2 separate regions of the Homo sapiens genome follow, and region 2 is linked to region 1. A link is a loop called in an ENCODE intact Hi-C map of the cell type or tissue named here. Cell type or tissue: GM12878. All regions are shown on one strand. Each heading gives the region's core, and the rest is flanking DNA. Links, peaks and the distances in the headings are about the cores only.

The links. A loop is a pair of places that touch in the nucleus more often than their neighbours do. Peaks named below come from ENCODE experiments on the same cell type or tissue, not always from the same donor. Only the 100,000 strongest peaks of a DNase experiment are listed, where the experiment ranks them.
Region 2: it touches region 1 in a loop (4-fold over the local background); 1 of 110 quality-filtered maps calls a loop at or near these places.

The regions. Positions count from the first base shown.
Region 1 is chr14:29,852,485-29,864,771 of GRCh38, forward strand. All of the region lies in intron 1 of PRKD1 (protein kinase D1), which reads right to left. Among named protein-coding and RNA genes, the nearest start is that of PRKD1, 69 kb to the right of the region's middle. In GM12878, for the core only: no CTCF peak of the experiment used is centred there; DNase peaks (open chromatin) are centred at 5,217 and 5,967; H3K4me3 peaks cover 816 bases; H3K27ac peaks cover 1,666 bases.
Region 2 is chr14:30,323,730-30,336,016 of GRCh38, forward strand. No RefSeq gene overlaps it. Among named protein-coding and RNA genes, the nearest start is that of G2E3, 230 kb to the right of the region's middle. In GM12878, for the core only: a CTCF peak has its summit at 6,939 (motif pointing left); no DNase peak of the experiment used is centred there.

The DNA of each region.
Region 1 (12,287 bases), core at 2,392-7,391:
GGAACACCATCAAGTGAACTAACAAGTGCATTGTGGGAGTACCAGAAGGAGGAGAGAGAGAGAGAGAGAGAAAGAGAGGCATAAAGAGTATTTTAAGAAATAATGGATGAAAACTTCCCAAATTTGATAAAGATGGAATTTTGTGACATCAAAAACTGAAAGGATTGGGAACAAAGCTGTAAAAGGGGTATAGTTTTTGTATGTTACTGAAGTTAATCTGACATAAAATCAAATTAGATTTTGAAAAGAAAATGAAATGAAAGAAACAAAAAAGAAATTTAAATGTTTCACTTCAAAAAAGGATCAATGAAACACAAAGGGAGACTAATGCAGAAAATGAGAGAAGGCTAGAAAGCATATAAAAAACAAACAGCAAAATGACAAAGTAAATCCCTCCTTATCAGTAATTACTCTGAATGTAAGTAGATCAAACTCTCCAATCAAAAATACCAAGATCAGTAGAATGGATCAAAACATATGATCCAACTATATTCCGTCTACATGAGACTCACTTTAGATTGAAAAACACAAGTAAACTGAATGTGAAAGGATGAAAAAAGATAGTTCATATAAATCATAACCAAAAAAGAGCAGAAGTAGCTATATTAATATCAGACAAAATAGACTTTAAATCAGAAAAGATTACAAGAGACAATGAATATTATTTATAAATAAAAGGTTCAATTCAGCATGAAAACATAACAATCATAAATGTTCATACACCTAATAATAGATCATCAAATTATATGAAGCAAAAACTGACAAACATAAAGGGAGACATAGAAAGTCCTATAACTTTACTGCAATAATGCACTTCTGTGCACCCTATTTTATTTCAGCCTTGGATTACAGAATGTAATGACAGCTTTAAAGGCTATCTTAATTGTAGCTTTCATTTGTAAACCAGGAAACTAAAGCCCACAAAATAAACAAACTTATCAAAGCTTACATTTCTAGACAGTGGCAGAGATGATTACTTTAGCTTTAATTTATAAACTAGGAAACCAAGGCCCACAAAATAAACAAACTTATCAAAGCTTATATTTCTAGACAGTGGCAGAGATGAAATCATGCATGAACCATCTGCATTCCTACACCGAAGGTCTTTGCACTATATTCCATGTCATTTACCAGTGGTGAAGTTTCTGACGCTAAGTTACACTTGTGGAAGGATTCATCTTTGATAATAGAGGATACATCATGAACTGCATTGATACAGTTTGGCTCTGTGTCCCCACCCAAATCTCATCTTGTAGCTCCCATAATTCCCATGTGTTGTGGGAGGGACCTGGTGGGAGATGGTTGAATCATGGGCGCAGGTCTTTCCCATGCTGTTCTCATAATGGTGGATGGGTCTCATGAGATCTGATGGTTTTAAAAACAGGAGTTTCCCTGCACAAGCTCTCTCTCTCTGCCTGCTGCCACCCATGTAAGATGTAACTTGCTCCTCCTTGCTTTCCACAATGATTGTGATACCTCCCCAGCCATGTAGAACTGTAAGTCCATTAAACCTCTTTCTTTTGTAAATTGCCCAGTCTCGGATATGTTTTTATCAGTAGCATGAGAAAAGACTAATACAGTAAATTGGTACTAATACAGTAAATTGGAGTGGTGTGCTGCTGAACAGACTAATAAAGTAAATTGGAGTGGGGTGCTGCTGAAAAGATACCCAAAAATGTGGAAGCGACATTGCAACTGGGTAACAGACAGGGCTTGAAACAGTTTGGAGGGCTCAGAGACAGGAAAATGTGGGAAAGTTTGGAACTTCCTAGAGACTTGTTGAATGGCTTTGACCAAAAGCCTGATAGTGATATGGACAATGAAATCCAGGCTGAGATGGTCTCAGATGGAGATGAGGTACTTGTAGGGAACTGGAGCAAAAGTGACTCTTATGTTTTAGTAAAGATGCTGGTGGCATTCTGCCCCTGCCCTAGAGATGTGTGGAACTTTGAACTTGAGGGAAATGATATAGGGTATCTAGCAGAATAAATTTCTAAGCAGCAAAGCATTCAAGAGGAGACTTGAGTGCTGTTAAAGGCACTCAGTTTTAAAAGGGAAGCAGAGCATAAAAATTCAGAAAATCTGCCGCCTGACAATGTGATAGGAAACAAAGTACCATTTTCTGAGGAGAAATTCAAACTGGTTGAATAAATTTGCATAAGTAATAAGTAGCCAAATGTTAATCCCCAAGACAATGGGAAAAATGTCTCCAGACCATGTCAGAGGTCTTCACTGCAGCCTCTCCCATCACAGGCCCAGAGGCCTAGGAGAAAAAAAGTGGTTTCGTGGGCTGAGTCCAGGGTCTCCATGCTTTGTGCAGCCTAGGGACTTAGTGCCCTGCATCCCAGCCACTCCAGCCATGGCTCAAAGGGGCCAACAGGGAGCTTGGGCCGTGGCTTCAGAGGGTTGAAGCCCCAAGTCTTGGCAGCTTCCACATGGAGTTGAGCCTGTGAGTGCACAGAAGTAAAGAACTGGGGTTTGGGAACCTCCGCCTAGATTTCAGAGGATGTATAAAGACGCCTGGATGCCCAGGCAGAAGTTTGCTGCAGGGGCAGGGCCCTCATTGAGAAACTCTGCTAGTGTAGTGTGGAAGGGAAATGTGGGGTTGGAGCCCTCAACAGAGTCCCTACTGGGGCACCACCAAGTGGAGCTGTGAGAAGAAGGCCACCATCCTCCAGACCCCAGAATGGTAAATCCATTGACAGCTTGCACTGTGCACCTGGAAAAGCCACACACACTCAATGTCGGCCCATGAAAACAGCCAGGAGGGAAGCTGTACCCTGCAAAGCCATAGGGACGGAGCTGCCCAAGACCATGGGAACCCATATCTTATATCAGCATGACCTGGATATGAGACCTGGGGCCAAAGGAGATCATTTTGAAGCTTTAAGATTTGACTGCCCAGCTAGATTTCAGACTTGCATGGGGTCTTTAGCCCCTTTGTTTTGACCAATTTCTCCCATGTGGAAGAGCTGTATTTACCCAGTGCCTTTTACAGGATCATAGGTGAAAGGAACTTGCCTTGTCTCAGATGAGACTTTGGACTGTGAACTTTGGAGTTAATGCTAAAATGAGTAAAGACTTTGGGGGACTGTTGGGAAGGCATGATTGGTTTTGAAATGTGAAGACAGGAGATTTGGGAGGAGCCAGGGATGGAATGATATGGTTGGGCTCAGAGTTCCCACCCAACTCTCATCTTGTAGCTCCCATAATTCCCATATGCTGTGGAAGGGACCCAGTGGGAGACTGTTGAATCATGAGGGCTAGTCTTTCCCATGCTATTCTCCTGATGGTGAGTGGGTCTCATGAGGTCTGATGGTTTTAAAAATGGGAGTTTCCCTGCACAAGCTCTCTCTCTTTGCCTGCTGCCATCCATGTAAGACGTGACTTGTTCCTTCTTGCTTTCCACCATGATTGTGAGGCCTCTACAACCATGTGGAACTGTTAAGTTCATTAAACCTCTTTCTTTTGTAAATTGCCCAGTCCTGCGTACATCTTTATTAGCAGGATGAAAATAGACTAATATATGCACACTAATCCATCATAATAGAGTCATTCTCTTCCTTCAGTTTGGCTTCACTAGAACATATGCATCTGGATGAAGGATGGCACCATACAAAGAATATTGCATCCGATACCTCACATCACAAAGGGTATAAAGGAAGTTGAATGGGCCAATTGGAAAAATGCTAGAAAATCAAAAAATAGGTACCAGCCTATGCAGTCAAAGGCAAACTCTTTTTCCAAGTCTACAAGGAGTTTTTCACTTGAGACAAGCAGATCATTCTATATTCCAAATACAGCAACCTGAGCACCACTGCCAATTCCCCAATCCCTTTGAAAAAAGAAAAAAATTAATGCAGCCAATTGTTGAAATACTTGAATAACTGATTGTACAACCACAACCAAAGGTTTGCCATGGTCCCCAAGCAGAACAAAAAAGACACTAAAAACACAGATTTCTCACTAGGTATTTTTATAGGGGATAAAAGTAAACAATCAATGAAAGTGTCTCATGGAGAAGGAAATACAAATAGATAATTTTAGTGCCAGTTTTATCTGTCAGTAAAATCTGCAGCAATAAGCTCTGTTAATACCACAAGAGGAACCAATCAATGTATCGTGAGTTCAATGCACTAACTGACTGTTCATGTGTTTATCTAAATACTCAAGAGAGAAGGAGCCCAGATACCATGAAGTCCAGGAAAGAGTCCAAGTACCATGGGTCCTGAAGGCCTGCTGAAGTTTGGGTACCTAAAATAGGAACAGACTCCCGGGCACATCTCTGAGGCTGGTAAGCTAACATGAGTAAAATCACTCCACTGGAACTCCTGCTCCAAGTCTTTCTTCTGTAGCCTAATCCATTTGCCTCGGTATGCAGAACATCAAGAGTCACTTGGTGATCCTGAGTTAAAACAGCTCGAGCCTAACAAGGGAACAGTTCCTCTGGAATCACCAGTCACTTATTTCTGGGACAGTAGTAGGGAAAAGAAAAGAGACTTCAGGATCAAACAAACCCAAGTGTGATCAAACCCAACTGCATTTACTAGCCCTGTAATCTGGGGCAAATATCTTAACCTCTCACCTCCCTTGCCTTCTTTATCTACAAATGGTCTTCTTATGAACCCTTCAGGACTGTAGTAAAGACCAAATGGTATCATGAATATATGTGAAATACTAGCATACTTAGGCAGTCAGAAAACATAGTCATTAATATTGTCATTGTTATTGTCATTGTTTTGGCTCAACATGCTGACAGGCCAGAATATGGGCCTCAGGAGCATGAACCCTATCCACACTACCCTCATTTGCAACCACCCAGCTTATAAAAGGCAGAAAATAAAAATGCATGAGAGCCATCAGAGAAAACAACAACAACAAAAAAGAAACACCAGTTTTTTCATGGAAGGAAGAGAAAAAGTTAAAAAGCAAGGCTGCACACCTTACCTGGGCAGGAGACTGAAAGGAATTGTTGGCCTTCCTGACAGACCCAATGGCCTCCTGCCCACAGTAGGTCCTCTACATTCTCTGAGGATTTTCACATAGCTTTTTCAGGTAGCTCAAAATGCCAGCAATTAGTGATTCAAGTGTCCTCTTCAGAAAATGCAAATACCTTCGTTCAGGTTAGGGTTATGCTTATATTATGTCTCATTCATACACTTAGAAGAAGTTGTTCAGTCAAACTGCTCCCCTCTAAGAAAATGCTAGAATGCCACAAAGCACTTTTTATGAGTAAAGCAGGCTGCGGGGAGGAGAAAGGAGGACTGAAAAAGGCAGCGAGGGGAAACAGGGGAAGTCTAAGGTGGTGAAAATCTGATAGAAGAATGTGAAACCAAAACTAGCTTATTTAAAAATCTCCCTAAAAGATGACTGCCAATTCTACAGCAAAAGACTCCTCTCCACATTTTCTCTCATTTTCCTTGGTTCTGTCCTCCTAAGAACCAGAGTGGAGTCTCCTATCATAGTACCACAGTGAAATTTTTAACATGGGTTCAAGGAGATTCTGTGAGCCAGCTAAGAAATTTAACTTTAGTTGTTTAACTTTTTTTGTATGAGAAAACTAGTTCTGAGTTCATACAACTCACTTACATAAGTCACTGAAAGCAGAAAGTAAACTGTCTTGCTTAAGATCAACAATTATTTCATTAAACAAATAAATGAACAGATACATCAACAAATGAATAAATTAAGGGGAGGGCTTCCTGATTAGACTCACCCCTGATCTCAGTTTGGTTTTCTTCTAAGCACCTATCACCATCTGACCTCATAATTCATTGACCATCTTCCCTACTAGAACATAAACTCTATGAGGGTACAAACTGGTTTTTACACTACTGTTGTCCTCACCTATAATAGTGTATGGCAAATTGTACATGCTCAGTAAATATTTGTTGAATAAGTGAATAGCTGAACTGAACAGGAAATGTCTCTATAAGACCTTTGAGGTTTAACCCTAAGACTTTAAGAGTAATGCTCCAGTTCCCTCCCTCGCCCAGTTCCCCATTTCTAGTTTCACACCAGAAGAACATGACTACGTTCTGAGCTTGTGATCATTTCCCTTTAAATAATGCCCTATGGATCACTTCGAAACACTAGAGATTACTTGTCATGATACTGGTTACTGTCCCTACTTTTCCCCTGGGATTTTTTTTTTCTTAATGGCAAACCTTCAAAGAGGTTCCACCTGCACCAAAAATAGAAAATTCCACATAAATATAATGGCTTTCCCTGCTCTTTTTTAAGTACCTTAAACTCATTATCTTTTATCTTTGAGAAGATCTCTGAAGCCAAATCACACAGAACTGAAAGATATTCTCATTTCTTTTTCCATAGGAAAAACAAAAACAAAAAACTCTGCTATTTAGAAAAAATGCTGGGAGGGGGCACTATAACCTATTGCACCTATAAGTGTCTGTAAGTCACTTCCCCTGGCACCATCTGCTTCCAATATTACAAGTCTCCTCTATTTGAATAATGACACAATACCTTTTCCCCCTAATTGATTACTATCTTTTTAATTACAAAAAGGTCTTTACTACTAAACCAATGGCAAAAAGCAGGTCATACTAACTGTTATAAAATAATATAGCATTTCCCCACTTGCAAAGATTCATACATTAAATGTCTGATAATTCTCAAAATCAGTTAGGCCATCAAAAGTCAAAGCCAAGCTGCTTGTAAATCACATTTAAAAATCTGACAGTAAGCTGGGCGCCGTGGCTTATGCCTGTAATCCCAGCACTTTGGGAGGCCGAGGCGGGTGGATCACGAGGTCAGGAGATTGAGACCACCCTGGCTAACATGGTGAAAGCCCGTCTCTACTAAAAATACAAAAAGAAATTAGCCAGGCGTGGTGGCTCACACCTGTAATCCCAGCACTTTGGGAGGCTGAGGCGGGTGGATCACGAGGTCAGGAGATTGAGACCATCCTGGCTAACACGGTGAAAACCCATCTCTACTAAAAATACAAAAAATTAGCCGGGCATAGTGGCGGGCGCCTGTGGTCCCAGATACTCAGGAGGCTGAGGCAGGAGAATGGCATGAACCCAGGAGGCGGAGCTTGCAGTGAGCTGAGATCCTGCCACTGCACCTCAGCCTGGGCAACAGAGCAAGACTCTGTCTCAAAAAAAAAAAAAAAATCTGACAGTAATAATGTCTTTATATTCAGTCAACAAGCTTCCTCATGTAGATAAATAAGTAAAATAAAATAAACTTCACTTTATAACTCTAATCTCATTATAAGAATTCGAACACAGAAAAGGAAATTTATTAACTAATTACTATGAAGTTATATGGCTTGGTAGTAAACATTCAAAGCATGCAAAAAGACGTGGAATTCTTCAGTTGGAGACAATACTCAGGAAATAATATAGTTTTTTAAATAATTAATTATAACATACTCAGTCTAAGATATTTCTTTAAAAACAATGCATAATTAAAATTATTCACATATATCTGAATGAGTAAACAGATTTTGAATGGAACCAAATACATTAAAGTGTACTTGTGAGTTTTTAGAACACTTTCTTATATAATTCAGTACTAGTCAAATTAACTCTTCATTCCTAGAGACTTAAGGGCAAAAGGTTGCAAGGCTTAAGTAGTAGTTTTGAAAAATTAACACTTTACTACTCAGAATACATGTGAATAAATGTGCCACATCTACAATCTGCAAAACAAGTTCACTTCTTTCTGCTGTGGGTGCTATTCCTGAAAAAATCAAAGCGATTATAAAACAGGCACCTTGTTTTTTTAGACATGACCCACTGTGTTGCAGCGAAGGCTGCGGAGGGAAAAAAGTTCTATTGCAGCAAGCAAATGGCTACACTTTTCTGAAAGAATGAAATCCAAACTAAATCACATCGTGTGTAGCTCAGAAAGGGACATGAAGATACTCTTCTTAATGTAAGGCAAGATAGGTGATATATCTCCTAATGGTAAAAGCTGCAAGATAAGAAAGAGGTCTTGCCTGAGAACCAGCTACTCAGAGTTGCTGCAATCAACCCAAGAAACACTACATTGAGATATCACGTTAATTCAAACTTGAGCTCATTCAGCTCAAATATCACCTGGGGAAGTTGTTGCCCAGAGCTGATACAGGAAGATACTTGTTTTACAGCTATAACTTTAGAAATTAAATTTAAATTACTGATATAATTTTAAGATTCCATGTATTGCAAATGCCTTTTCACTTAATAAACATACCTATGTGTATTTAAACATGTACAATTTAGGAACTGCCTTTAAAATATTACCTCCTGTCCTTTTAAGTAGGTGTTCTTCCTCTCCCTTCATAGATAAGGAAACAGATACTTAAATAATTTAAATGACATTCCTAAGGGCACTGGATAATAAGTTGACTCAAATTTAGGTTATTTGACTCCAGGAGCAACTGACATTCCACTAAACCAACTTTCCAGCTTTTCCCAGATCTTTATCTTCCCCAATTATGGGTTAATTCCGTAATTAGTTTAAAAATTCCACACTTACTAAAAGAATATACCAGTCCAATTTTCGAACCTAGATGAAATGGACCTCCCCTTCCATTACTTACTTTTTAATATTTGTATTAAAAATTATTTCAAAATATACTAAACAAGCCAAATTAAACTCATTTGTCTGCCAGAATAAAGTACAAATGGCAAAATTTAGCCCAACAAACTATGACTAGCACCTCTTAAACTGAATATAACTTATAGCAAATGACAGCTTTGAAGAAAAAAAAATGGAATGGAGAAAAGAGGGCTTTCTGTTTGATTGGTGCCACTTCTCACAAACTGAGATGGTTTTAGCTTGGTAATCTCAAATACCAGATGCCCTGACTTGTACAAACTATATCCTGACACACCTTCACTAAAAGATTTTATACCATACATAACCTGACCTTACCTCTTCAAGTGTTTTTAAATTGTATTTATAATTTTTTTATATTTTATTTTTGTGCATATGTAGTAGATGTATATACTTATGTGGTACATGAGATATTCTGAGACAGGCATGCAATGCATAATAATCACATCATGGAAAATGGGGTATCCATCCCCTCAAGCATTTACTCTTTGTGTTACAAACAATCCAATTATATTATTTTATTTAAAATGTATAATTATTATTGACTATAGTCACCCTGTCATGCTATCAAATACTAGGGTTTGGTTTGGTTTTGTTTTCGTTTTTGTTTTTTCTGAGATGGAGTCTTGCTCTGTCACCCAGGCTGGAGTGCTGTGATGTGATTTTGGCTCACTGCAACCTCTGCCTCCCGGGTTCAAGCGATTCTCCTGTCTCCGCCTCCAAAGTAGCTGGGACTACAGGTGTGTGCCACCACACCCAGCTAATTTTTTTGTATTTTAGTAGAGATGGGATTTCACCATATTGGCCAGGCTGGTCTCAAACTCCTAACCTTGTTATCCACCCACCTTGGCCTCCCAAAGTGCTGGGATTATAGTCGTGAGCCACTGTGCCTGGCCCAAATACTAGGTTTTATTCATTCATTCTAACTATTCTTTTGTACCCATTAACTGTCCCAGCCTCCCTTCTGTCCCCTCACTACCCTTCCCAGCCTCTAGTAACCCTCCTTCTACTCTGTATCCCCATGGGTTCAATTGCTTTGATTTTTAGATTCCACAAATAACTGAGGACATGTGAGGTTTATCTTTCTGTGCCTGTTTTATTTCACTTAACATAATGACCACCAGTTCCACCCATGTTGTTCCAAATGACTAAATCTCTTTCTTTTTTGTGGCTGACTAGCAAATACCACATTTTCTTTATCCATTCATCTGTTGACGGACACTTAGGTTTCCTCCAAATCTTGGCTATTGTGAACAGGGCTGCAAAAAACATGGGAGAACAGATATCTCTTCAATACACTGATTTCCTTTTCGGGGAGGGGGGTGGTATTTCTGTACCCTCAGCAGTGGGACTGCTGTATTGTATGGTAGCTCTATTTTTAGTTTTTTGAGGAACATCCAAACTGTTCTCCATAGTGATTGTAATAATTTACATTCCCACCAATAGTGTATGAGGGTTGCCAATTCTCCAAATAATCACCAGCATTTATTTGCCTTTTGGATAGAAGCCATTTTAACTAGGTGAGATGATATCTCACTGTAGTTTGCATTTCTCTGATGATCAATGATGTTTAGCACCTTTTCTTATGTCTGTTTGCCATTTGCATGTCTTCAAGAAATACCTATTCCAATCTTTCCCCATGTTTTAATCAGATAATTAGATTTTTTTTCCTATAGAGTTGTGTAAGCTCCTTATATATTCTGGTTATTAATCCTTTGTCAGATGGGTCATTTGCAAATATTTTCTCCTATTCTGTGGGTTGTCTCTTCACTTTATTTTTTCCTTTGCTGTGCAGAAGCTTTTTAACTTGATGTGATCCCATTTGTCCATTTTTGCTGTGGCTGCCTGTGCTTATGGGGTATTACTCAATAAATCTTTGCCCAGACCGATGTCCTGGAGAGTTTCCCCAAGCATTTTCTTTTGGCGGCTTCATAAAACAAAATTAGCTTTGACTTTGATAAAGACAGCAACATTCTAATAATCTGAATTATTTTGCCACTCTTTATAGAGAATTTCTTACTGAATGGCTGTAGCATAGTTCAAGGTTTCCTTTCAATCACCTCACAAGTGGGAAATACACATATATTAAGTAAAACTGGCAGAAAAGAGTCAGTTTAGGAGTCAAAAATTAAACAGCTTATTTATTTCACATTACAGACATTTAGGTAGGTCCCTTTAGTATCCTTTCAATATCATTCTCTTTGTCTTTTAATTAATAAGGTAGGTACATATTATTACTCATAGATTAAGGCAAAAACAAGATATCAGATATAAAAGTGTTTTGAAGACAGTGGAATTAAAAATGAAGTGGTTTTAACTAAATATTTCACCAATATGAGGAAAATCCCACTCCCCTGGAGATCGAAATGAGCCATCTTATTCTTCAGTTCTATTGTCTGTTCTATCGTCAACTCTAGTTTTTCCTTTCTCTCGAAATCTCTCACTCTACTTTGTTTAAAACAAACAAGCATGGATTTTAGACTTCTGGACTCGATTTGGCTTTTAGGACTAAATGTTGAATGTTAGACAAGCCCTGAGGAGATTTATATCTCCTCTGATCACAAAGTGACATATTATAACTGAAGAAAAACAGAGAAAAATAAATAAAGATATAATGAAAAATTAACCAAAGTACATGAGGAAAATGTGACAACCTTCTCTCCCCCTTGGTTTTCAAGCTTCCTTGGAGCATTCTACAATCTTACTCTTTTTCAGGTTTGGATAATGTCCATTATATCTGGAGAACTGTGTCATGAAATACACACTTTTTCCCCAACAAAAATCAGTAGAGCATACAGAGTTTTTCAAAGAATCTAAGGTAAAATAATATAATCTCAAAAACACAAATGAATAACGGCAGTTTTAGCTACTTCTGGGAAACAATGTGGTGGTGAAGAACAGCTAAAATAATTTTTATGGTAAACCTGAAGTTAAACAGTATGATATTGTGTGCGGTAAAAATGCTTGTTTTTTCAAAATTCAGATGTAAGGTATCAGTTAAAGCATAAAATTTTTCTCTGAAGTAAGATAATAAAGAAAATATTTATTTTATAAATTAAATAAGAGAACTTAGCCACATTAATTAAAACATTTTGTCACTACTGGACAATGACCATATGTGAATTCCACAGGCAACATATTAATATTCCAACCAATATAACACAGTCAGAAGACAACTATATAACTGTACAGAAAGAATCAAAGAACATATATATATATTAAGTTTCATTCCAACCTACAAAGAGCCTGCACTTAAAAGTCTTAAAGGTTTCCTGAATCATGGAATCTCAACTTACCTGCCAATTAATCCAGTTCTCTCTTTTTAAATGCAGACTCCAACCTTAAACAGAAGGCATATTCTAGCTGACTTCTAAGTGTGTCCAAAGCATACCTCAGAGAGCCAAGTGGTCTGTGTTCAATACCTATTCTTTCTATAGAATCTCAAAAGTGGCAGTATGATGAAAAGAAAAGCTACTTTTTCTCCTAAAAATACCCCCCTTCATCATCAGTGTGTTGTCATTTTTGCATCACAAAGAATAGACATTCTAAATGTTCCCTTCCACACAGAAAGACATAAGAGAGAATGTGAGTATGAGTGAGAGTGTGTAGGTAAGTTGAGGGATAGTTTGCTATCCAAAATGAATCATTTTGAAGATGACTTTGTAAAGAAGTAATATAGTTAAAAATCTCAAGAGCATGAGATTGAGGAGGGCAGG
Region 2 (12,287 bases), core at 3,888-8,887, 470 kb after region 1:
CTCTATGCCCAAAGGCCACTTTTTCTTCTTTTTTTTTTTTTTTAAAAAAAAAAAAAGAAAAGAAAAGAAAGAAAAAAAACAGGAGCAATAATGAAACCAAAGGAATAGCTGGAGCAATTAATCCAAAACTGTATTCTGAGAGCCCTGGGGTTTCTGGGATGGTGTCATAGGATCATGGGAGATGCAGGTGGAAAGAAGGAGGAGAAGAAGAGGGGAGAATGGGCCACTCCCTTCCTTCTTTAACCAGAGTAGTCTTGCTTTTATCCATTTCTCATTTAGGCTTCTCTGTAATATTCAATTTGAGGAAAACATTCTACTCTTTATTTAGAAAAAACTACTTATAGGTAGACCCCATTTTATTGCATTTTGCTTTATTTCACTTTGCAGATTTTGGATTTTTTACAAATCAGAGATTTGTGGCAACCCCTGGCATCAAGAAAGTCTATTGGTGCCATTTTTCCAACAGCATCTGCTCACTTCATGTCTTTGCATCACATTTTGGTAATTCTCACAGTATTTCAGACTTTTTCATTATTATTATATCTGTTACAGTGATTTGTGATCAGTGATCTTTGATGTTACTGTTGTGATTGTTTCAGGGCACCACAAACCACATCCAAATAAGACGGCGAACTTGATAAATGTTGTTTGTGTTCTGACGTGTTCCACTGACCACGCATTTATCCATCTCTCTCCCTCTCCTCAGGACCTCCTGTTCACTGTGACACAGTGATATTGAAATCAGGCCAGTTAATAATCCTACAGTGGTCTCTAAATGTTCAAGTGAAAGGAAGTGCCACACATCTCTCAAATTTAAATCAAAAGCTAGAAATGATTAAGCTTACTTAGAGAGGAAGGTATGTCAAAAGTCAAGATAGGCCAAGAGTTAGGCTTCTTGTGCCAAACAGCCAAGTTGTGAATGAAAAGGACAAGTTCTTGAAGGAAATTAAAAATACTGTCCTGTGAACATACAAATGATAAGAAAACCAAGCAGCCTTATTGCTGATATGGAGAAACTTTCAGAGATACACATGAAAGATCAAACCAGCTACAACATTCCCTTAAGCCAAAGCCTAATCCAGAGTGAGGCCCAATTCTCTTCAATTCTATAAAAACAGAGAGGTGAGGAAGCTGCAGAAGAAAAGTTTGAAGCTAGCAGAGTTTGGTTCCTGAAGGTTAAGGAAAGAAGCCATCTTCGTAACATGAAAGTGCAAAGTGAAGCAGCAAGTACCGATGTAGAAACTGCAGCAAGTTATCCAGAAGATCTAGCTAAAATCACTGATGAAGGTGGCTATGATAAACAACAGATTTTCAGTGAAGACAAAACAGTATTCTATTGGAAGAAGATGTCAACTAGGACTTTCATAGCTAACGAGGAGAAGTCAATGCCTGACTTCAAAACTTCGAAGGACAGACTGACTCTTGTTAGGGGCTAATGCAGCTGGTTGAAGCCAATGCTCATTTCCCACTCTGAAGATCCTATGGCCCTTGAGAATTATGTTAAATCTAATCTTCCTGTACTTTACAAATGGAGCAAGAAAGTTTGAATGGTATAACTTCTGTTTAGAGCATAGTTGCTGAATATTTTAAGCCCACTGTTTAGACCTACTCTTCAAAAAAAGATCTCTTGCAAAATATTACTGCTCACTGACAATGTGCCTAGTCACCCAAGAGCTCTGATGAAGAAGTACAAGGAGAATAATGTTGTTTTCATGCCTGCTAACACAACATCCATTCTGTGGCTCATGAATCCAAAAGTAATTTCAATTTTCAAGTCTTACTATGTAAGAAATTTATTTTTGCCAGGTGCAGTGGCTCACACCTGTAATCATAGCACTTTGGGAGACTGAGGTGGGAGAATTGCTTGAGGCCAGGAGTTTGAGACCAGCGTAGGGACCATAGTGAGATCCTGTCTCTACTAAACTTAGCCAGGCATGGTGGCATGCACCTGTGGTCCTAGCTACTCAGGAGGCTCGGGTGGAAGGATCTTTTGAGCCCAGGAGGTCAAGGCTACAGTGAGCCATGATCGTGCACTTCAGCCGGGGTGACAGAGCAAGAACCTGTCTCAAAAAAATAATTAAATAAATAAAAATTCAAAATAAAAATAAAAGAAATTTATTTTCTAAGGCTATAGCTGTCATGGGTGGTGTGATTCTCTGATGAATATGGGAAAAATAAATCAAAAACTTTCTGGATAGGATTCACCATTCTAGATGCCATTAAGAACATTCATGATTCATGAGAAGAGGTCAAAAAACCAACATGAACAGGCGTTTGGAAGAAGTTGATTCCAACCCTCATGGATGATTTTGAAGAGTTCAAGATTTTAGTAGAGGAAGTAAATGCAGATGTGGTGGAAATAGCAAAAGAATGAGAATTGGAAGTGGAGCCTGACAATGTGACAGAATTGCTACAATCTCATGATAAAATTTGAATGGATGAAAAGTTGCTTCTTAGGGAAGAGCAAAGAAAGTGCTTTCTTAATACGGCATGTATTGATACTTCTCATGAAGATGCTATAAACATTGTTGAAATGACAAAAAAGGATTTAGAATATTCCATAAACTTAGTTGATAAAGCAGTAGGATGGTTTCAGAGGACTGACTCCAATTTTGGAAGAAGTTCTACTGTGGGTAAAATGCTATCAAACAGCATCTCATGCTAAAGAGAAATCTTTCATAAAAGGAAGAGTTGACTGATACAGCAAACTTCATTGTGGTCTTATTTTAAGAAATTGCTCCAGCCACCCCAGCCTTCAGCAACCACCACCCTGATCAGTCAGCAGCCATGGCTCAGATGATCATTAGCATTTCTTAGAAATAAAGCATTTTTCAATTCAGGTATTTACATTTTTTAGACATAAAGCTTTTGCACACTTAATAGACTATATCGTAAACATAACTTTTACAGGCAATGGGAAACCAAAAAATGTGTGTGTCATTCACTTTATTGTAATATTTTGTTATGGTGGTCTGGAACCTGAACCCACAATATCTGCAAGGTATGACTGTATTTAATCACAGTTTTGTTCATAGACATTTTGGTTTGAAATCAGAAAGTTATAAGCCTATTTTTGAATTGAACTGGGTTTTAATTTTTTATTTTTGTAACTTCAAACTTTTATTTCAGAAATATTTGGCTCTAGAAATGAGTCAGACATCTCATTTTAACTGAGACATTTTTGCCAAACAAAATGAAAAGAAAATATGAATATTCTCTCCTCTTGAAAGAGAGATGTTGCTACAGGCTCTGACTTTTTTGTTGCTGTTATAAGAATTACTTAAACACTTGTTAAGGGAGATTTAATAACGGAAATGAGGAGCAGAGTAATGGCCTTTCTCCATTAAAATTTTTATTTGCATTTTACAAGATGCACTTAATTATTTTACAACTGAAACTATTCTCTAAGGTCTTGGTCTGTACATAACGAAAAACTTCTAACCATGGAAGTGATGTTTCCCTGGGCTCTATAGTTAACCAAATCCTCTTGTTGATAGCAGTAGGAATCCTGTGAAATCCACTGGGAGATATGAGTGAGATGAGCTTCCCTATTGTATTATAGGTTTGCAACCAAGAAACCAATAATTCAGTTGTGATGCAGCCATACCCAGAGATATTTTCCTTCTTGAAAAAATCTCAAGTTTCAATTTGGAATTTTGTCAGTTTTAAAATACCAGCATTAGTACCATATTAAATTTGTTATCTTTACAGAACAATCTGGTCCCCATTAAAAGGTTGTTATTCTAAGATTCCTTTCCATAATAATCATAATTATGGCTCTAAATCCTTTATGTACATTATCTCTAACATTCATGATAATCTGGTAAAAGAGGTATTATTATATCCACTTTATAAAGCAGGACATCAGAACTCTAAAAGTCAGATGACTTGCCTAGGACCATAGTACTCAAATAAATGGTATAACATGGTTCCAAGTTCTTCCTGACTGGAATCCATATAGCCACCTTGAGGGTAGGAAGGAGGGTATGAGTTAGCATCACTTTTATTGAGCATTTACTATATGCTAGGCACTGGGCAGAGCACTTTACATACACTATCATTTTTTAATCTTCACAATGCCACAAGATAGATACTAGAATTATCTTCATCTTACAGGTTAGGAAATGAACTGAGGCTTCACCTGGTTCAGTAACCCAAGTCATAGATCTGGAAATACATGAAGCCAGATCTAAAGCCCTGATCCACCTGACTCCAAAACACAAATAAGACCAAATTTATACTTCCAACAAATAATTCTTCTCGAAAGATGACTTGCTTAGTCTCATGATGCCGCCATTGTTTAAAATTTTTCTAGAGTTCATCTTTTGAAATTGCCTTCTTAGAATCAGTTTGTGAACCACATAAGAAAAATTGTTCCCTTAAACCAACTTTATAATAATACTACATTCCAGATGACTTTTGGATTTTTCCAAAAATCAAATTTATCTCCAAAGGATAAAGATTTGATATTACTGAGACATTACTCCCTTAGGGGCATAATTTCTGTATGTTCTTTTAAAAATTAGTATCTCACAGCTCATGACGATCTCTCAGTCCCATTGTCCAACCAACCTCAGCCGCATTCCCACACTGTCCCTATCCCCGGACATATTTTCTGTGCATGCTCTCATGTGATAATTCACAGAAGAAAGTCAGACATCTCTGTATGAAAGGAGCATGAACCTGAAAGAAGAAAAAGAGAATGATTATTTAGGAGAATTCTTAATTCCCCAGAATTCTCTTCATGACAACTCAGAGCCTTTTCCCATAAATGAACATTTTAACCTGGTAAAACAGTCCTATTCCCCGGAAATGACAGATCACTTTCAATATTAGCCTCCATTTTGCCAAAACCTTCTCAAAGGGGCAGGTGAAGCTTGTGTATCTGTAGCCATTGAGCATTTTGATGAAAATTAGTATCATTTTGAAATTCCAAATCACTCATAGGATATCACTTTTGAGCTAAAATCCTACTAAGTTGGGGAGAGATTGGCATTTAAACAGATGTCAGCAGTGTTTGGGGAAATGTAAATTGAGGTACAGATGGTGACTGCTAGGGAGTTAAGAGCATCTGTGTTCTAGGAGAAAAAAACCATATTTGTGAAAAAAAATTTTAAATAATAACTGAAATTCCCAACTCGATTTTGAAAGAAGACAAGAATATATTCTCATTGGATGGCACTGTTTGATAAGTTTCTTATCATGTCAAAGATGACTTGAATTTCTGGATCCTGGATCTAAATTAGATTCAATATGGGGAATTATATCCCACATCTTCAGTAAGCCAAAATTAGAACTTCTACTACAAAAAGCACAACTAACTGAGGGTTAACATGGTCAAGTAACCCAAGTCATACATTTGAAATATATGAAGCCTAGATTTTGGATTCTTCTGTTTCAGTCAATTACATACCTCAATGTAAGCTGTAGGGAAAACATCAGTTATCTGTGATACAGCGGTTAAGAGCAGGGCTCTGGAGACAAAGAGACTGAGTTCAAATTCTAGCACTACCCCTTTGTAGCTATGTGACCTTGGGACACATTACTTAATTTCTCTAGGCCTCAGTTTCCTCATTTGTAAAATGAAGATAAAAATAATAATACCTAAATCCATAGGATTGTTTTGAGGATCAGAGCCACATGTGAAGCGCATAAAGCCTATGGTAAGCATCACTAAATGTTAGCTAGTATTAAAATAGGCTTTCTTTCTAATCCTAGGAGATCTATACAGGACTGGGTATCACTAACCTACTGTCTCCCCGGGTCCCCCATCCCCACCCCTATCATGACCTAGTGAGAACAACAACCTATAAATCTCAGAAACTGGGAAATCCATAGTTTGTGCAGATCACCAGGCTTTAACAAAGGTCCTTTGTTCTCCCTTCTAATGGGTCTCTAGAGATTTCCCATCAAAAGAATCAGTCACTCTGAATATGAACACCTACAAGTTTTTGTTTTGTTTTATTTTGTTACTGTTGGGTTTATTTTTGTTGTGGTCAAAAACACCTAACACAAAATTTCTCATCTCAACCATTTTTAACACTACATATTTGTAGTTTTTAGGTTAGTCCTTTTTGTGAGATGCAGAAACCTTTTCAGGTCGCCAGGATAATTCAGAAAGTTACATTTCTATTAATGTCATTAGCATTCTAGAAACCTAGTGTGCTAAAACACTTTTCCACTAAAAGATCTAATTTACAAGGCGGAGAAGACTGAATCAACATCTCTCTATTCTGTGTGTTTGTTTGTTTGTTTGTTTGCCCCTAAGGATTCTTATGCTCAGCTGCTCATATTAATCTAGTTTTTCAATGAGTTTTCCCCTTAAGGGAAAATCAAGAAACCAAAAGGTTAATCAATTCAGTCATATTAGGGAGCCATGTAGGAACCATATCAAAATCCAGACTCCCAGGTTACAGTTTAATGTGCTGTACATCTTCCTGATTGGAATGAGTTTATGCATTAGATACCATACACAAATGGATGCATTTAACTTACTTCGTTCACGGCATACCCGCAAACTCATTTACTGGATCCATAAGCACTTGTAAACATTGCTAATGGAGTTTGCTAAATGAATATTATAAACGTAATCCAAATGAGCTCTCCACGGAAATTGCAAATCATATGAAAAATATAGTGCATTTGGTTATAGCACATTTCAGGAACGGTATGTTTTAGTTAATTGTGGTAGTATATTATACATGGCTAAATGTCAGTACTAGCACCTAGAAAAAAAAATAACTCTTTCTGCTTGCTGAATACCATTCAACTGAGGATATTAAATATGATATAATCCATAAATCAAAGGTACTTTATTACTAAAGTAGATCTTTGTGGCTCACACTGTATCCCTGGGAGGAAGCTAGGGCTCTTAAAAAGATGTGCAAACTCCTTTGGGCTGTTAGAATTATCATTAGGATCCCTGAGACAGTTTTCAAAATGGTGCACCCTGGTGGCTTGAAATAGTTACTACATCTTTCAAAAGACATTCACATTGGGATTTGAATCAAAAGTTATGCTCTTTAATTAATAAAACTACAGAGGCAGTTTTAAACATATGGTAGTCTTTTTTTCTTTCTTCTTTTTCAAATACTGTCATATTTTCAATTATGTTTTCTATAATTTACGGTTACTTTATTTGAATGAAAATTCGGTTTTAAAGTCATCTCTTGCCCAAACTGGAAGCAAGCCATAATCTGAGACTTCTAAAAGTTTTCTCATCTTGATGATAATGTATTTCAGGCATTTGCAAACTAAAAACGCTATTCACAAATGGAAGTCTGATGCTTATAAGAGTTCAATCCTCTCACAATGTGAACTTTCATTCTTTTGTTTTATAGAGTGAGAGACTGAATATACAAATGGACAGTGGTCAGATCATATGTAAAAACAGAGCTTTGACTTCTAAAATGGAGTCATCTTCCCAGGAAACCAACCCATCATCAATAATAGCTGGCCTCCTATAAGTCAGACTTGTAGGAAATCAGACTGCTATCTCTGGTAACAATCCAGAAAGCCAAACAATTTCCTCTGGAACAGTCAGCCTCAAAAGGTCAGGACTTCATTAATAACCCACATCTTCTCTAATCTTTGTCACTGCTCCCAACTTAGGATCAACCACAAAAAGCTAAACATGCACCCCTAATAAATCACATCAGATGCCCTGCTTCTATTAATGGTTAGTTCATCTACAGCTTTCCAATGCCAATAGCCTCCAGTTAGGGCATACCTGAAGCTTTCCCTTTGTCTACTGTGAAGTTTCTCCACTTCTCTACCTGCCTTTGAGTCTCTGCCAAAACAAAAGTGACAGTGATTGTTGTAGCTGACTCCCTTTCTAAAGCAATCTCTGAATAAATGACCTTTGCTTGTTCTCATTTGGTTGGTCTTTGCTTATTTCTACAAGAACAACCCAGATAATGTTTTAGAGACCAAAGTAAATGCTAAAATACATTTTATCTGGCATATGGAAAGAACTGTTGGGATTTATATTCTGGTAGAGATTATCCTTTGAAGCGTTACAGAGCCTATATCATTCTGGAAGAAACTCTTCTTGAGATATACTTTTCATGTATATAAACAGATTTCCCAGGACAAGAAGGTATGAGCCAAGTTATTATACAGTATCATGAAACTTTCCCTTTTTTTTTTCTTTTTTTGAGACAGAGTCTCACTCTGTTGGCCAGGCTGGAGTGCAGTGGTGCTATCTTGGCTCACTGCAACCTCCACCTCCGGAGTTCAAGTGATTCTCCTGCCTCAGCCTCCTGAGTATCTAGGGATTACAGGCACCTGCCACCATGCCTGGCTGGTTTTTGTCTTTTTAGTAGAGACAGGGTTTCACCATGCCGGCCAGGCTGGTCTCAAACTCCTGACCTCAGGCGATCTGCCCGCCTCGGCCTCCCAAAGTGCTGGGATTACAGGCATGAGCCACTGGCGCCTGGCTGAAACTACTTCTTATTAGCTATTGTTTCTTAATACCCAGAGTAATATAGCCCAACTGGATTATTACTTTAGCTACCAAGTACTAGATTCACCTCTTTTTGAACTCATCTTGGACATTATTTCTCGGTTCCTCATTCAAAGCAAATACTAAACGTCGGAGGCTGTGTTTGTAAATGCAAAGATAATAATGAAAATGGACCCCCCAGCCTTCACCCCAGTCCCCAGTGCCCAGGATGGAAAAGCATTAGTGTGTGACCTTTCCCTTTTTTAAGTTTCATAATGCTGCTTTATTTTTACCTCATTTTTATTCTTTTCTAACTTGGGTGGAGTTCTTAGGCTAAATAGAAACTGGAAAACAACCTAAAACAATAACTTACCTTTGGTAGCTGAGGATGAAATGTGCTGAGTAAACAAATACTATGGCTAGTAAATCAGTATACCTACCAAACATTAATGCCCAAGTTTTAGAACAATAGGTCAAATGTTATTTATTCAGTTATACTAAATGTGTGTTTTTCTTTGTTTAGGTTTTTTTTCTAAATCTAAAAGTGTTTTAAGAATCATGCAGTGACCTGGAGTTATCATTATGAACATGAATTATCATTATATACATAAAGCATAAACATGCATTGATTTGGCCCAGATAAAAGGAGTTTTCCAGGGAGATATGCATTTTTTTCCCCAAAAGATGCCACCAACTTCTACTACTTTCAACAGGACTCAAGATACTATTTGGAGATAAAAATGCTTTGATTACCCAGGTCTGAGACTACAGCACAAAATGTGAGTGCTTATTTTCTCTTTAATGGGCATACCCCAGATGCTACTGAGAATCATAAATCTCTTTTACATCACTATAGGATTTTCATTACAGGAGATCTTTAAACATGACATAAAAATATTCCCTTCATAATGAAGCTTATCTTATATTTCCAATCAGTTTAGCAGACCTTCAGGGAATTTTTCTGTTTCTTCCATTCCATTTTTATGACGAGGTGGCTAAAACTCAACATAATATTCTAGACAAGGATATGCTGTCAATTTATATAATGGCACCTTAATATTGTCCACATTATTCTCACTCCTCTTCCAGTGGCTTATTTTTAGCACTGTTGCCCATTGAGCAAGGCTTATGATCTTTCTCTTGGAAGGTTATGGCTAATTCAATACCCATCACTGTGTATGATTAGCTTAAATTGTTCTTTCAGATGTGCATCACCTCACACTTGCCTGTTTCAGATTTCATCTTCATCATATTGTCCAATTACCTGGTTTTGTTAAGTCTTGCTGGAATCTCTTGTGGTCCTTATTGGACTGAAAATTTAGGGTCATTGAATAATATCACTCCTTTATTCACCTCATCTTATAAATGGTTAATAAATATATTCAACAACAAAGATCTTTTCTGGCACAGATCTCCAGGGCATTCAGCTATTAACCTCATTCTGCATCCACAACTGGACCCACCGCCATTCTCTCAGGGCTCCTTCCCCGTCTTTTTAATCCCTGGTCTGGCTTTTACCTCTGAGGCTACAATGAATGACAAAGTTTTCTTATCAGCTGCTTGGAAGGTAATTTATCAAAATGCCTGTATGGGTCAAAAAAGCTCATATGCACGTCTGGCAGTGTTCATGTGATCAAAACTTAAATGGCAACCAGCATACACAATACCGTAGCCCGAGTTACGCTGATGAGCCATTTTGTATGCTGCTCCCCCTTCTCTTTCTCTCTCTTTACTTCTTTCTTTTTGTTAGAGGAATAAAATGCTTACTTTCAGTTACTTATAAGCCCTCTGGGCTCCTCTTATTAGAGGAGTCGTTGGACCTACCATCTGCCCACTCTATCTCCTTATCTGTTTAAAATAGTAACTGGATTTGACTTGAAACTCACATGACTGTGAGGTGGTTTATGATTCACACAAAGTGCATTATTTATCTTTTCCTGTGGAAACTACACAACCTAAAGAAAAGAATAAGGTTTCAATGTCATCTCGAGAAAAGGAAAGGTTTTACATTGCCAAATGAGTCAATATGAGGAGTCAATTCAAAATTGATTCTTCTGAACATTGGCCAAAAAAGGAAATAAAGTATGTCTTAAAGGGTTGGTTATTCACTCCCATGGCATAGTTTAACTTATATACAACTTTCTAGCAAGACACCCTCAACTACAGGGACATCTGTGTGTGTGTGTGTGTGTGTGTGTGTGTGCGCGCGCGCGCGCGCGCGCGTTTGGCTCTGTATAAATGTGAATTCTTAATTTAAGTGCAATGTGCATTGCCACCTTATCATCCTAACTACACAGAATTTTATACTCTAGCTAAAACTAACATAACACTCTCCTGCATCACCCCCAGATAAGTTCCAAAATGCCTCCTCAGAGCTCTAAGGTAAGTGGTATCTCATTTAAGGTAGGTGGTATCTCATTTCAACTTACAGTTTGAAATCACATAAATAGTGACAGATTCCATTTACCTTTCAGATTCTAGCAGCAGTTAAAAGAACCAAGAGGAAGAAGTGGTTATCTGGACAGGGCACTCATTTCAAAACATGTATTACATTTTCAAAGATCCTAAAATTGCTGATGATAAACCACTTAATGGCACAAACTCTCTCTTCACCAAGAGCATTTTTTGCTGCCCTCGTTGCCACCCTGTAAAACAAAATGTGGGGGAACAATCGTAAGGCTGCCCTTTTAAATCAGAAAAATCATACAGAGCAAGAGCAGATAAAGTAATAACATCTCAGTGGGAAAAGTTACATTCCACAGGTCTCAAATCCCATTCCAAACTTAAAATTGAGAGTTGTTTCATACCCAGATAATTTGCAGATTCAGACTAATGTGTGCCTGCTATTTCAAAGCTGGTATGTTGTGAAGTCTTCCTTAATATCTAGTACATTTATGATGGTTTTGGAGAAATTATCATCCAGCACTGGCATTGCCACTGCTAGCATAAATCAAGTAGTTTGGGGTTGTGCAAAGTGGGGGTAAAATCATATCAAGCCAAACAACAGATGCCAAAAGAAGGTGAACATCTCAGAGGTGAATAATAACTTGAGGGGAGATATCATGTCTTCACTTAAATCTTTCACAGCTTTTTAGTTCCAGGCATTTGGTTCAACCATCAGCTGTTTCACTGAGTTAGACAAGCCTGTGCTGCGTTCTGGTTTGGCTATGCATTTATTCAGTCAACAAAGATTGTTTACTGCCACTGTATGGCATTACTCACGATACATATGAGTATAAAAGTGAAAACAAGTGTCAGAACTTAATAAATGTCTCCTCTCAGGGCTCCACCTTGTCTAGGTTTCCTCATCCTAATTTTCTTTTGACATTGTATGATTTTAAGATATCATAAAGATGACAGCAGCAGGGGACAATTTTATCCCCACTTTGCACAACCCCAAACTACTTGATTTATGCTAGTGGTGGCAATGCTAGTGCTAGATGATAATTTCTCCAAAACCATCATAAATGTGCTAGATATTAAGGAAGACTTCACAACATACCAGCTTTGAAATAGCAGGCACACATTAGTCTGAATCTACAAATTATCTAGGTATGAAATTGAACTCTCAATTTTAGGTTTGGAAGGGGATTTTAAGATATCATTAAGATATCATCTGAAGATTGTTACCATACAAAGAACAGTGGGAAAACCCCTTATTTTATATATTTGCATTTTTCTTGCCTTCTACACTTCTTTTATAGAGCATGTAGTCATGCTAACTGAAGCACCAGAGTGTAGCATGCAACAACATGGACAACATGTCTGAATTTGGTTAAGCCCACAAAGCTTGAACAATCATTCAAGATATTCACCTAAAGACCTGGCTAATGTTACCCATTCT